Linked DNA regions of Homo sapiens: region 1 is linked to region 2. A link is an interaction called in ENCODE POLR2A ChIA-PET data of the cell type or tissue named here. Cell type or tissue: Panc1. All regions are shown on one strand. Each heading gives the region's core, and the rest is flanking DNA. Links, peaks and the distances in the headings are about the cores only.

Region 1 (6,788 bases), core at 1,999-5,998, 330 kb after region 2:
AGCAAAGTCTAGGATGCCTGGTCAAGGCCTGCTGGGACAATCACCTCTGCACCATTCTTGTCCATCTGACCAGGCTTGGACATGTCCTGCTACTGCTGAACTCTTCCTGGGAGTTCACCAAGCCAGTAGGAAATTCAGCTGCTCCCCTCTCCAAAGACTCCACTACAGTGATCCCTCCTCCATGTGGCCTTCTCAGACCAGGCCCTCACACCTCCTTGTTTCCTGGGTGCAGCTTTTGCTACCCAAGAGCAGAAACACATGCTTCTCAGCTGCCCTGCCTATGACTTCTATTTCTCAGCTTTTTGCCTTCTTGAATGTCTAGGAATGGAGTAGGTGCTCAATAAAGGGCTTTATGATTTGATTTGGCTACTTCCCTGCCCTCCTCCCAATTCCTTACCCTGAGTACAAATAACGACTGAAGTGGGCTTAGACTAAACCCCAGAACTGCAGAAGACCCTATAATCAGGCCACCCTGAGAATATCTTTGTTCATCCAATGGGCCCTAGGCCTTTTTGCTGCTTTTTTTTTTTTTTTTTTTTTTTGAGAGGAAGTCTCGCTCTGTTTGTTGCCCAGGCTGGAGTGCAGTGGTGTTATTTTGGCTCACTGCAACCTCCACCTCCCGGGTTCAAGCGATTCTCTTGTCTCACCCTCCCAAGTAGCCGGGATCACAGGTGCACGCCACCACACCCGGCTAATTTTTGTATTTTTAGTAGAGACGGGGTTTCACCATGTTGCTCAGGCTGGCCTTGAACTCCCGACCTCAGGTGATCCACCTGCCTTGGCCTCCCAAAGTGCTGGGATTACAGGCTTGAGCCACTGCACCCAGCCTTTTTGCTGCTTTTTTAAGGGGGTGAGCCAACCTGGAGGCCTCTGCCTTTTCTTCCTTACTGATGTTGCCCTGCAACCTCTTCTCTCTGTCTCTGGATCCTAACTACTCCCATAATTCAACAGTGTCAAGACTCCACCAAGGTAAGTTCAAAGTAGCTGCTGGCCACATGCCCAAGGTGGGAGAGGGACAGAAACCTAGCCTTGTTCTTCCTGGACTGGTCTGGAAGCCCCTTACATGGCTCCAAGGCCTCTGTGTCCTGGGCCCTAGGGTTGGATAGGTCCTGGTAGCTATAGTTTTGATGGAATTGTATCCATTCATTGACTCATTCAGCAAGCATTAGTGGAATTCTTATTCTGGGCCAGGCCCAGTAAAGGTTACAAAGATAAGCACAGATCCATAGCTTGGCCACTTACTGGCTATGGGACTTTTAGTAAGTGACTTAACCTTTGGGCCTCAGTTTTCTCATCTGTAACGTGGGGCCAATAATAACTGTGACAGAGGGTTGCTGGAAGGCATGGTGAGATATCGTGTGCCAAAGATATAGGACAGCGCTCAGTGATGGTAACTTTTTTTTTTTTTTTTTTTTTTTTTTTTTTTTTTTTTCGAGACGGAGTCTCGCTCTGTCGCCCAGGCTGGAGTGCAGTGGCGGGATCTCGGCTCACTGCAAGCTCCGCCTCCCGGGTTCATGCCATTCTCCTGCCTCAGCCTCCCAAGTAGCTGGGACTACAGGCGCCCGCCACTACGCCCGGCTAATTTTTTGTATTTTTAGTAGAGACGGGGTTTCACCGTTTTAGCCGGGATGGTCTCGATCTCCTGACCTCGTGATCCGCCCGCCTCGGCCTCCCAAAGTGCTGGGATTACAGGCGTGAGCCACCGCGCCCGGCCCGATGGTAACTTATTATCAAGGGCAATCATTGCCCTCTAGAAGCTTGAGGTTTCCTAGACAATGAGGAGTCAGATGTCAGGAAGGCTTGGGGGTGTTGTTCTTGAGTGGGGTGGGCAAAACTTGGGTAGGTGGAAGAGGAACCTTCACAAGTGAGAGTATCTATGGGGGTCGAGGAGAGAGGAGGAGACTGGTAAGTCTTGACCAACTCCTCCTCCATGTGGCCTTCTCACATGGAGGTCCCTGTTGCTTAGGGTAGGGTGAGGGTGGGGCTTAATTTATCCTGCAGGAGGCTGGACATCCTTGCATGTCCTTGAAAGTGTGTGGGCTTGTGGAATTTGGGCTCAAAATTGCCAATGGGACTCTGTGGAAGGTCTTTCCAGAAAGCTACAGGTCTCCAGCACAGACTAAAATATCCAAGAGGCCTATTTTTCTTCTTTTTTTTTTTTTTTTGAGACAGAGTTTCACTCTTGTTGCCTAGCCTGGAGTGCAATGGCACAATCTAGGCTCACTGCAACCTCCGCCCCCCGGGGTCAAGCAATCCTCCCTCAGCCTACGGAGTAGCTGGGATTACAGGCACATGCCACCATGCCCAGCTAATTTTTTGTATTTTTAATTAATTAATTTTTTTTTGAGACACAGTTTCGCTCTTGTTGCCCAGGCTGAAGTGCAAATGGAGAGATCTTGGCTCACCGCAACCTCTGCCTCCTGGGTTCAAGCGATTCTTCCACCTCAGCCTCCAGAGTAGCTGGGATTACAGACATGTGCCACCACGCCTGGCTAATTTTGTATTTTTCAGTAGAGATAAGGTTTCTCCATGTTGGTCATGCTGGTCTCGAACTCCCAACCTCAGGTGATCCACCAGCCTTGGCCTCCCAAAGTGCTGGGATTACAGGTGTGAGCCACCGCACCTGGCCAATTTTTTGTATTTTTAGTAGATATGGGGCTTCACCACGTTGGCCAGGCTGGTCTCGAACTCCTGACCTCAGGTGATCCACCCGCCTCAGCCTCCCAAAGTGTTGGGGTTACAGGCACGAGCCACCATGCCCGGCAATAGGCCTAATTTTCTTTTTTCCTTTTCTTTTTTTTTTTTTTTGAGGCAGACCCTCGCTTTGTCACCTAGGCTGGAGTGCAGTGGTGCGATCTCAGCTCACTGCAACATCCACCTCCCAGGTTCAAGCGATTCTCCTGCCTCAGCCTCCTGAGTAGCTGGGACTACAGGTGCCGGTCACCACGCCCAGCTAATTTTTGCATTTTTAGTAGAGATGGGGTTTCATCTTGTTGGTCAGGCTGGTCTCAAACTCCTGACCTCAGGCGATCCATCCACCTGGGCCTCCCAAAGTGCTGGGATTACAGGTGTGAGCCACCGCGACTGGCTAGAGGCCTAATTTTCAATCAAAATTTCATTCATGGCCGGGCGCAATGGCTCACACCTGTAATCCCAAAACTTTGGCCGGTGGGCGGATCACAAGGTCAGGAGTTCGAGACTAGCCTGGCCAATATGATGAAACCCCGTCTCTACTAAAAACACAAACATTAGCTGGGCATGGTAGCGGGTGCCTATAGTCCCAGCTACTTGGGAAACTGAGGCGAAGAACTGCTTGAACCCAGGAGGCGGATGCAGTGAGCCGAGATCATGCCACTGCACTCCAGCCTGGGCGACAGAACGAGACTCCGTTTCAAAAAAGAAAGATGTGGAAGTGGAGAGGCATGGGGAGAAGTGGAGGGTGAAGAAGCAGGAAGAGGTGAGGTAAAGTGGAGGGGATAGGACCAGGAGGCTGGTCAGGGGGCACGTGAGGGATCCTTGTCCTCCAGCAGCTGGAAGACAGGAAGAATGCTGAGCAGAGCAGGATCATAGGTAGATTTGGGTTTGGAAGTTAGCTCTGGCTGGTGCCACAGTGGACTGGATTAGCAGTGTGCTGCACGCAGAGTCTCCAGCTGAGGACAGGGCCCTGTAGCCCCTCCTTCTGCAGACCATTGTTCTTAGGAGGGAGAAGGTATTCAGACGACCAAGGCCCAAGAAGACACGGGGGGTGCAGGGTAGAGGCTGGCACCTCAGGCCGATAGGAGGCAGGGGGACCTTGGCCCTAGAGGAGCCTGGGAACAGCAGCAGCTGTTGCTGCTGGCAAGGCAAGCGGGTAGGCAGCCCACGTCTGTGGTGGCCAGTGGGGGAGGGTCTCCAGAATTTGAGGCCAAGGACATCTGCAAGGGTGGGCAGCAAAGCCATCAAGACAGGGGAGGGGGAGGTTGTGGCAGGTCAGCCAGGGACAGTGTCCCACCCTCATCCAGCTGTCTGGGAACAGCTGCAGGAAGAGGGAGGGAGGAGGCCTGGCAGCAGCAGGTGAGGAAGCTCTCTAGTTGCCTAAGCATGGGAAAGGAGAGCTGGTGCGGGTGGGAGGGAATTGAGGGAGGGTACCCAGGAAACGGGGACGGAAGCATGTCCATGCCAAAGGGACTGCCTGGTTCTCATGCATGCAAATGCAGCTGGAATTCTTCAGGGAAAGAATGTGTGGGGTTGGGGGATTGGGAGTAGGGAGGGAACCAAGTGCTCTCCTCTTCCTTCCAGAGGTTCCCCCAAAGGCTATCCTCCTAGGCTGCTCGGCCCCACCTCAGGACTCCCCCCGACTCCTCATTCCTGGGTTGAATTTTCTCTTTCCCCACCCTCCTCTTTCCTTATTCACTCCTGTGGCTTGATCCTATTCCTAGGAAGAAAAGCAAACAGAAGGCCAGACACAGTGGCTCACCCCTGTAATCCCAGCACTTTGGGAGGCCAAGGTACGCAGATCACCTGAGGTCAGGAGATTGAGACCATCCTGTCCAACATGGCAAAACCCCCGTCTCTACTAAAAATACAAAAATTAGCTGGGTGTGGTGGTACACACCTGTAATCCCAGATGCTCGGGAGGCTGAAGCAGGAGAATTGCTTGAACCCAGGAGGTGGAGGTTGCAGTGAGCCGAGATTGTGCCTGCACTCCCGCCTGGGCGACAGAGTGAGACACCCTCTAAAAAAAACCAAACAAACAGAACCTAGGATTCCTAAGGGCCCTTTGGAAAGCTCTGGTCCACAGGAGTCAGAGGGGGAAAGGATACAGAGAGAAGTCTTTGCCCAAGGCCCCAGTCAGTCAGAGGCAGGCACCAGCGCACCTGCTTGTGCACACCCAGCCCTTGGGGCCTTGACCCTGGGTAAGACCTTGACTGTGACAGCAAGTGGGCCTGGGCATCCCTGAGCTCTGCCTCCTGTGAGCTCAGTGGGGCTTACTAGAAACAAGTCTGTTCCCAGTGGTTGTAGGTGTCCTGAGGAGGCCTGAGATTTCCCACTTCTCTGCCGGCCAGGGCCTCAGTGCTGCTGACCTTGAACAAATTGCTGAGAGCCCCAGGCAGCAGAGTGAGTATAGGGGGGTTTTGGGCAGAGGAAGAATAGGGGGTCAGCTGAGACCAGGCTTTCTCCCTGGGATTTCCCCAAGGTAGGAGGAGCAGCTGCTGGGCCCTGGAGCAGCCTTCCTCACACCTACATGTCCTCACCTTTATATCAGCTGCTACATTCTTTTAAGTATCCCAGGGCATGGAGATGATGAAATATTTCTTTTAACCTTTTCTAGAAAAACCCTCCACACACCATGAATGGGTTTTTGTATGGCACTGGGGACATGTGAGTGCCTCTGCAGAGAGCCACTACCATGCTATAGCCAGTCATGCCCACCCCTGAAGGCCCACAACCTGGGCTTCAAGCTGGGGTCTCTCTCTTTCTTACCTTAAACGCCAGTTCTGAGCTCAGCCCCTAATACTTCCCACTCCAGGCCTTCCTAGTCCCTGGGGTCCCCTGCCAGGTCCAGCATAGTTAACTCATCTGATGGACATAGACCTTTTCCTGAGGGTCACACATATTCGTGGGCGACCCCAGCCAGAAATTCTGTCCAGCTTGGTTAAGTGACAGCTGCTGGGAGGGACGTTTGAGGGTCACCGGCCCAGAGCATCCCAGAGATGGATGGGACAGCTGGCCTGGGCTTTGTGCCTACCAGGTGACCCTACACCTGTCCTGAAGGCCTCCAGCATGCTTGTGTCAAGCAGTAGCTCTGGGGGAGGTAGGTGGGGGTTTGCCCTGGAATCCATCTTAAGGCAGGACCTTCCCCAACTGCTCCCTGCTCCCCAGCTACCCTCTCCTCTCCACTCTCTCCTTTCTCCCACCTCTGCCATTGGCCCAGTCCATGGGTTTCCTTTCCCCAGGCAGTTGACGCTGGGCCCTCTCTGATGGGCCATGCTGGGTCTCCCCTGAAGTCCTTACATACTGAGTATACCAGGAGTATATCCAGGCCCAAGGGAGCCCTTCCTCCACCATGTCCCTTCCCCTTTGACCTTTCTCTCCTGGGGCTGGAAGGAGGGGAGTGGCCTCTCTGCATTCCAGGGAAGGTGGAGGAAGGACAAGTGAGAAATTTTCTCTCTAAATGCTTGTTCTGACTTGACTTCCCTGATGCCTGTTGCCCCTCCTCCACATGACCCCCATCTCTGCCTCCACTCTGCCTGCTCTCTCCTCCCCAACCCCTCCTCTGTGCTCCCACCTTTCTTTTCCCACCTACAGGGGAAAGAAGGGCTGCAAGCCTGGAGCTCAGCTGCTGTCCCCTCACCCCTCACCCAACTGCATTCCTTCCTGGAGGCCTGAGGGCACTGCCTGCCCTGGCCCTCCCACCCTCCTTCTCCTCCTCCTCCTCCTCCTTGCTCCCATCTTTCAGCTACCATGCCCCTTGCTCCTGGGATCCTACCTTTCTGGCAAAGCCCAGCCTGGTTAAATATAGTGCTGGTGCCTGCTCTCCCATCTGTTGCTTTCTCTCCTTTATCACCACTCCATTCACTGCTCAGGCCTTGGGGATTTCCAAGATCTTTCAGGCCTGCCCTGCCCACTTTCTCCTAAGCCTTCACTGTGGCCTTTCTCTAGGCTTATTCCATTCACTCTCCAGAAAACCCCAGGGTTTCCTCCGTGTTCACCTCCTATAGGCTCTGCCTTCAAAGAGTGGATTTCTCAAATGTTCTGCACCACACAGTACACCCTGGTTCCCCCCTTCCCTCTCATCCCCTTTGTAA
Region 2 (7,344 bases), core at 1-4,000:
AGGCCAAGATCTCACTCACTCCTACAGGCATGACTATGGCCGTCCTCAGCCGGACGCCAGGGCAGGTCACGATAGAAATCCTGACACTGCTCGCAGTTGAGGCCACGTGTGTTGTGTTTGCAGATGCAAGCTCCGTGCACCTATAGAGGTTGGCAGGTAGGTTGTCAGCACTGCTCAGCCATGTCCGCCCCTGCCCCTAGCCCTATCCCAACCGTCTGAAGCCCCTTACCATGCCCTCAGCATGGGCTGGTGCCCCTGGGGCGGGTGCACACTCTGAGGCGTGTCCGTAGCAGAAGCAGTTGCCACGTACAACCAGCTCATAGAGGGCATAGTAGTACTTCTCTCGGATCTCCCTCCGTGGGTCGAGTAGGTTGTCTCCCAACGTGTGTAGACGAGTCAGGTTCACCCGTAGGTTGGTGATCTTCAACAGGTCTGAGGCGGGGGAAGGGGGGCCAACTGACCAGGCAGGCCCTTGCTGCCCCATGTCCACCCAGGGGCTCAGCTGCCAAGGTCACCTTGAAAGACCTCCTATACACTGCCACCCGAGCTAAACTGGGCTTGGCACCTGCCCTAGGAAGCACCCAAAATAGTTACTGAGGCCCCAAATAGTCCCTAGCCGGACACGGACTGTGCCAGACTCAAAGGGTGGAGCACTCACTCTGAATCCGTGAGCTGTAGGGGTCTGGGATAGGGATGGCAGGGTCCAGCACACGATAGATGACCTGGAGAAGCAGGGAGTTCATAGTCACACTGGACCTTGCCTCAGGCCCATCATCCCCAGCTTCCAGCCCCCAGCCCAGATGCCAGCCCTCACCTCGCCTTCAGTGGATGGCTCAATCTCTGAGTAGCGGGACTCACAGACTACATCATCCCAGTGCCGTGGGGGTGCTAGTGGGACTCCTGGGAAGTCAGCCCCACAGTCATAGGAGAAATATCGGTACACATGCCAGGTGCGGCCAAAGTCTGCTGAGCGTTCCACCAGCATGGCAGCAGGGCGAAATGTCTGGGTAGGGGGGCATAGCTGATCAGCAGGCACCAGGACCCAAGCCCAACCCAGAGCCATCAAGAGCCCTGCTCAGCCCAAGACTGCCCTCAAATAGCTCACAGAGAGTGGGGGTGACTGGTGGAAGCCAGATAATGACCAGCAAAGGTAGCCACCTCTAATGGGGAGACTCAGGGTTCATGGGGCTCAGGGAGACAGCGCCTGACCCAGCCTGGGATTGGAAAGGCAGAAGAGCATGTGCAAAGGCCTGGAGGCAAATGGAAGGTGTGAAGGGATGAAGGAGCCTCCTGCATCCATGCTCAAGGAGGCTGTGTTAAGGAGCTGAGGCTCTGTCCAGGGGCAATGGAGAGCCAAGCAGGGTGATTCGGGCAGGCTCCCAGATATGCAGGCACCTTGAAGGTCATAATGAGGTGTGTGAAATGAAACTCAGCCTCCAGGTCCAGCTGGATGGTGACCGCAGGGATACCTGGGACAGGAATCGGAAGTCAAGGACTCAAAGCTACTGGTGGGCAGCCCTGCTCACTTTTGCCCCACCCATGGCCTCACCATTCTCTGACTGCCACCAGGCTGCCCGCCGCTGTGGTGCAAAGCTGGTGACTACATTCTGGATGCGATGGCTGTGTGGGTTGTCTCTAGCAGAGAAGGGGCGCCGGGAGTCACAAAGGAAGCACTTCTTTTCGTCCTGGGTTGGATGGGGATTAGAATCAGTGCCTCAGGCAGTGCCAGCCCCACCCTGACTCGGCGTCACACCCTGTCCCCAGCCACACCTGCAGGTGACTGACGATGCAGTAGGGCTGGGGGCCATTCAGGCCACAAGTGGATGAGGCAGTCAGTCTGTCAGCTCGGCCCACCAGCAGGTCGCCCGTGGCGGGGTAGCAGCTTCCCCTGGAACAGCCAGGCACATCCGGGGCAGGGGCCTGTGCCAGTGTGGCAGCCAGCACTGGGGACAGTAGCTCAGTCAGTTCCGCTGAGTTCCTATCCAGTGGCTCCACCTCATGTGCCCCAAGGGCAACTACCAGGACCTACCATCACATTCCACAACCCCCAGCCCCCACCAGGCCCTCTCACCGCTTAGCAGTAGGCCCAGTCGAAGTTCCCAGGGCAGAGGCTGTCCCCTCCCTCTTTCCCTTGAGGTCAGCTCCATCCTGAAGAGGGGAACAGGGATAAGGGGAGGTGAACGGTCTCGGGCCCGAGCCCTCCTCCTTGCTTTGGGGTTCCGTGTCAACTCTGCCTGTGGGTCTTTGGCCTGTTTCCCTCCAGGCCCTCTGTCAGTTCCCAGGTCTGTCCAGCGGTCCCTCCGACAGCTTAGAGTCCAGCGACTTTGAGCAAAGTTGGGAATCGCGGCAGGAAGGAAAGGCCGGAGCGGATTCTGGGAAGGAGCGCAACACCGGGCGGAGAGCGCCCCCACCCCAACCCTACCCCTTCCCTCCGGAAACTGCCTTCGCCCCAGGAACCAGAGACAGACCACTTCACCCACAAATCTTTATTGTGCCCCCAAGCCCACACCTATACGAGGGCCAGGGGAAGGTAAGGGGTTTGGTGCTTTAAACTATCCTTGGAAGAGGGCTCACGAAGTTGGGGGCATGGCAGGAGCAAATGAGAGATCTTCGGGATCTCCAACTCTGGACCAAGGAGACCGTAGCCTTTTCCCCTCAGCGTCATGGGCGCCGTGGAAATTACCATCAACTCAGCCGTTTGATCCCAGGGCTCCAGCATCAACAGAGAGGCTGGAGGGCACAAGCAGGAGCAACACATGCCCCTATTCAGGGCTGTGGGGGGCTCTCGGGTAGTCCTAGGGACTGGACAGAATGGGGCTGGGGGAGAGATGGGGAAAGTGCACACCCAGCCCGAAGCACAGCTCCAGGGGGGTCACTGCCTCCCCCACTAGTCACTACGGTAAGTAGGCACGAGAAGTGCTGCGGGTTTCCCTGTATGGAAATAGGCTCTGGGTGGTGGACCAGAGCTACGGCGAGCGACTCCGGATCTTGTGGCTATTTATCCGCTCCAGACTTTTTGGCCTGCCGGGATCGCAGGAGCCTGGGGTTGGAATGTGCGCGGCGGCGTGGAGGGGGAGAGAAGGAGGAAAGTGGGTGGGGGATATGGGGCGCGCCCCACCCAGGGCCCTGGGAACGGGAAGCTGGGGGAAACATGGGGTCCTCCGGTCTTTAGGGCTGGGTCTGGCCTGCCGCCTCCACAGTCCCGGCAGGGAGTGCCCTGAGCTGCCATCCAGGGAAGAAAGCTGATGATAGTTCCTCAGGGGAATCACCCCACTTCACAAAGGAGCATGGGGGCGGCGGGGGTGGGGGTTGGGTGAGGGTTGGGTGGGGGTCAGTCAATCCGTTGGACTTTAGGCATCGCTGGGAGTTATTCTGGATATCCGGAGTAGAGGTCTCCAGTCACCCTGAGGATCATGTAGTCAACCTGGGGGATCAGGGATACTAGAAATTACTGAGAATTTTAATTTTTTTTTTTTTTTTGAGACAGAGTGTCGCTCTGTCACCCAGGCTGGAGTGCAGTGGCGAGATCTCCGCTTACTGCAACCTCTGCCTCCCAGGTTCAAGCGATTCTCCTGCCTCAGCTTCCCAAGTAGCTAGGATTACAGGCGCCCACCACCACGCCCAGCTAATGTTTCTATTTTTAGTAGACATGGGGTTTCACCATGTTGGCTTGGCTGGTCTTGAACTCCTGATCTCAGGTGATCCTCCCGCCTCTGCCTCCGAAAGCGCTGGGATTACAGGCATGAGCCAGTAAATAGTGCCAGGCCCCATCTATTTATTTTGAGTGGAGAATGCCAGCACTGTAGTCTCACAGTTTTAGATCACTCAGAGATAAAGGTGTATCAAGGTCTGGGACACTAGATGGCCTCAGGGAGTTACATGATCTGTCTGCTTTCTCAAGGTCAGAGGGCCACTGGGGGACATCGTGGGGCCACATGGGGGGGTCACTCAGGGTCAGTGGGCACTCAGTAGGATCTTTGGTCTCCCAAGGCCAGGAGATTCCTGGATCACTCTAGGGCCACTTTGAGTTACCCAGGTGATCCCACAGTCCTTCTTAATGGCTTCCATAGACAGTAATTAGCAGGTGGCATACTTATTGGTGGCAAAGCACATCATGTGCCCAAGCAGCTCAGCTGCCTGCTGCTCCAGGGCCTGCAGGGTGGCTGCCTTCTTGCCCAGTGCCTGTGCATTCTGTGTCAGGCGGCACTCCAACCCTGGGGTCAGGTCATCTGAGCCAGGCTCTGACCCCTGGCTCTAACCTCTGATCCTGGTCCCAGTCTCTATCACAACCCTGACCCTGACCCAGCCCTAACCTTAAATAAACCCTGAACCTAATCAACACTTGATCCCTGGTCTAAACCTTGACCCTAGCCCTGATCCCTACATGAGTCAAGATCTGATCTGGACCCAGCCTTAACCCTTCCACAACATCCCTATTCTGGCCCTGACCTTTCCATCTGACCCTAAGCCGTTCCCTGTGCCTGCCCTATTGCAGGCCAGCCATGCACCATGCAGGCAGCTGAAGCTGCTTTATGCCTTCTTCAGGAGCTCCTGGGCCTCAGCTCAAGCCTGCTGCACCCATTCTTTTGCATCCTGCACAGTGGCTACCAGGCCATATGTGTCCTCCTGCAGCTCGGCCACAGCCAAAGGGGCCACCTACAACTCCTAGGGCAGGGCTGGACCTGAATCCCCACCCCACCCAGAATATATTGCCTCAAATATATTACTGCCTAAGGTTCCTGGAGAAAAGGAGAATTTAGAACTGAGATCCCGCCTCAGTCCAGTATAGCCCAGCCCCAGCCCAAACCCCACTTTCCACTGTTCCAGAGGGGTCCCTGAGACCCCAGTGCCCACTCTTCCCCATTTCATCTTGCCCAGGCCCTCAGCCCTGCCTACGACTCATGCTGCCCATTCTTCTGCCTCCTGGGCCTGCTGCTGACTCAGGACAAAACATGCCCTGAGCACCTTAGCTACACTGGACAGACGCCCTGGGACTGGGGTCACCTCAACTGCCAGTGCCATCTGGGCCAGGCGCCCTACTACCTGGGGCAAAGGTTAGGGGGTCACAGAGAGGACACAGCACAGTAGCAACTAGGCTGAGTGTTATCACGGTCAAGGTACTTGGTAGCACTGTGGTATCATAGTGAGTCAAGGATCTCAGGGAGAATGGAAATCACAGCAGTCATTGAACAAGGGATGTAAAGGAGCTGAGGGTACAAGTAGGGTATCACCTCCTGTACAGTGCCCTCCAGGCCTTCAAGTGCCAGCTTCACTTCCTGTAGCCCTTGCTCTGCGGCCCCTGCATGAGTTCCATTCCCCCCTCAGCCAGCACCCCCTGAACATCCAGTGCTTGGTGCTGGGCCCAGGTTGTACCCTCCTTGAAGAACACAGGTGTTCAGTTAGGCATCCCTTTTCTGGCCACCCTCTGACTTCCACCTCCAGCCTCCTGGCCCTTCACCTGGTTCACTCTGCCTGATGGAGGATGCCTTCAGCTTTGGGCAGCTTCTGGCCCATGGCATCCGGTACAGGGAGAGCACCCTGGATCTGACCCAGCAGAAGAGCAATGCCTACTGCCCCCACCTTGGGGAAGGGGCACTGACAGCCAGCTCCACACTTGTGGTGTCCACACCTTTGTCTGTGGGGAAGAGGGTAGGGATCTTAGGCCTGAACCCTGAACTCTGAGCCAACAAACCCTGACCCTAGCCTCTCACTGATCCTGCCTTAGACACAACTATCCAGTGGTGTGCTGGAGGCTTACAAGAGGCAATTGTTGGCCGGGCGCAGTGGCTCACGCCTGTAATCCCAGCACTTTGGGAGGCCGAAGCAGGCAGATTGCCTGAGCTCAGGAGTTCGAGACCAGCCTGAGCAACACGGTGAAAACCCATCTCTACTAAAATACAAAAAATTAGCCAGGCATGGTGGCATGTGCCTGTACTCCCAGCTACTCAGGAGGCTGAGGCAGGAGAATTGCTTGAACCCGGGAGGCGGAGCTTGCAGTGAGCCAAGATCACACCACTGCACTCTAGCCTGGGTGACAGAGCGAGACTCTGTCTCTAAAAAAAATAAAAAATAAAATGATAATAAAAAAAGGGTAATCCCAGCACTTTGGGAGGCCAAGGCAGGCAGATTACAAGGTCAGGAGTTTGAGACCAGCCTGGCCAATGTAGTGAAAACTCATCTCTACTAAAAATAACAAAAATTAGCTGGATGTGGTGGCGGGTGCCTGTAATCCCAGCTACTCAGAAGGCTGAGGCAGGAGAATCGCTTGAACCCAGGAGGTGGCGGTTGTGGTGAGCCGAGATCACGCCACTGCACTCCAGCCTGGGTGACAGAGCGAGACTCTCCCTCTCAAAAATAATAATAATAATACTAAAATAAAAAGAGCCAATTGTTAAATTTTCAGGAATTTTGCAAATAAGTTGTCAAATGGTATGGACTGAAATCAATCATGATAGCATTACTTACATCATGGATATTGACAAATGCTAAAAATCAGTTTCCCCTGACTCACAGCCAGTTGTTAAAAATTTATCTACACACATGGCCAGATGCGGTGGCTCACGCCTGTAATCCCAGCACTTTGGGAGGCGAAGGCGGGTGGATCATGAGGTCAGGAGTTCAAGACCAGCCTGGCCAAGATGGTGAAACCCCGTCTCTACTAAAAATACAAAAAAAAATTACAGTGTGCCTGTAATCCCAGCTACTTGGGAGGCTGAGGTGGGAGAATCGCTTGAACCCGGGGGGCGCAGGTTGCAGTGAGCCGAGATTGCACCACTGCACTCCAGCCTGGGTGACAGAGCAAGACTCCCTCTCAAAAAAAAAAAAAAAATTTACGCACACACTAGTGTTCCCACTTGACCCCTGGTCAGCCCTGATGAATATTCCTCATTCTGGAAGGAGTATCATGATAGTGTCCTGCATACCCTATTAACCCTGCCCTTGGCTGTGAACAGACATGCAACAAGCAGATATGTACCCATGAGGAAGCGCTGGATGATCTGCACGGCTGCTTGCATGTGGGTCATGGCAGTCATGCCCCAAGGTCCCCTTTCCCAATACCATGTCTCCTGTGCCTGGATTCCTGTGGAGCTTGCTATGGCCTGGATTTGCTGCAGCTGGTGGGCGTGGGTCAGATGTGGAATATGTTGCCTACAACACCATGTCCAAGCCATGGTTTCCTGTGACTCCCCCATGGCTCCCACCCACAGTCCCCCTGGCTGTGTACCTGTTGTTGATGCTGCTCCAAGGCTGTGACTCTATGTCCAGGCTATGGGAGGAGTTGTGGAAGGCAACAAGAGCCCACTGAACAGTGGGCAGGGTCCCAGGTTGGAGGGAGCAGCCTGT

The links. ChIA-PET counts read pairs that join two places held together with the same protein. Peaks named below come from ENCODE experiments on the same cell type or tissue, not always from the same donor. Only the 100,000 strongest peaks of a DNase experiment are listed, where the experiment ranks them.
Region 1: POLR2A ChIA-PET joins it to region 2 with 19 read pairs; 2 of 35 experiments call an interaction of 5 or more read pairs at or near these places.

What each region holds. Positions count from the first base shown.
Region 1 is chr3:49,455,458-49,462,245 of GRCh38, forward strand. No RefSeq gene overlaps it. Among named protein-coding and RNA genes, the nearest start is that of DAG1, 11 kb to the right of the region's middle. RefSeq lists enhancers at 3,473-4,228, 5,741-6,496. In Panc1, for the core only: no CTCF peak of the experiment used is centred there; no DNase peak of the experiment used is centred there; H3K27ac peaks cover 658 bases.
Region 2 is chr3:49,130,721-49,138,064 of GRCh38, forward strand. LAMB2 (laminin subunit beta 2) reads right to left here and starts at 2,330. Exons shown (of 32, transcript NM_002292.4): 1 at 2,072-2,330; 2 at 1,771-1,943; 3 at 1,550-1,685; 4 at 1,396-1,469; 5 at 815-1,003; 6 at 659-722; 7 at 230-432; 8 at 20-140. The coding sequence starts at 2,147. It overlaps LOC124909377 (a long non-coding RNA gene), which reads left to right and starts at 2,148. Exons shown (of 2, transcript XR_007095905.1): 1 at 2,148-2,899. RefSeq lists enhancers at 788-1,603, 2,421-3,236, a cis regulatory region at 3,770-3,983 and a silencer at 5,516-5,810. In Panc1, for the core only: no CTCF peak of the experiment used is centred there; a DNase peak (open chromatin) is centred at 2,355; H3K4me3 peaks cover 2,624 bases; H3K27ac peaks cover 2,566 bases.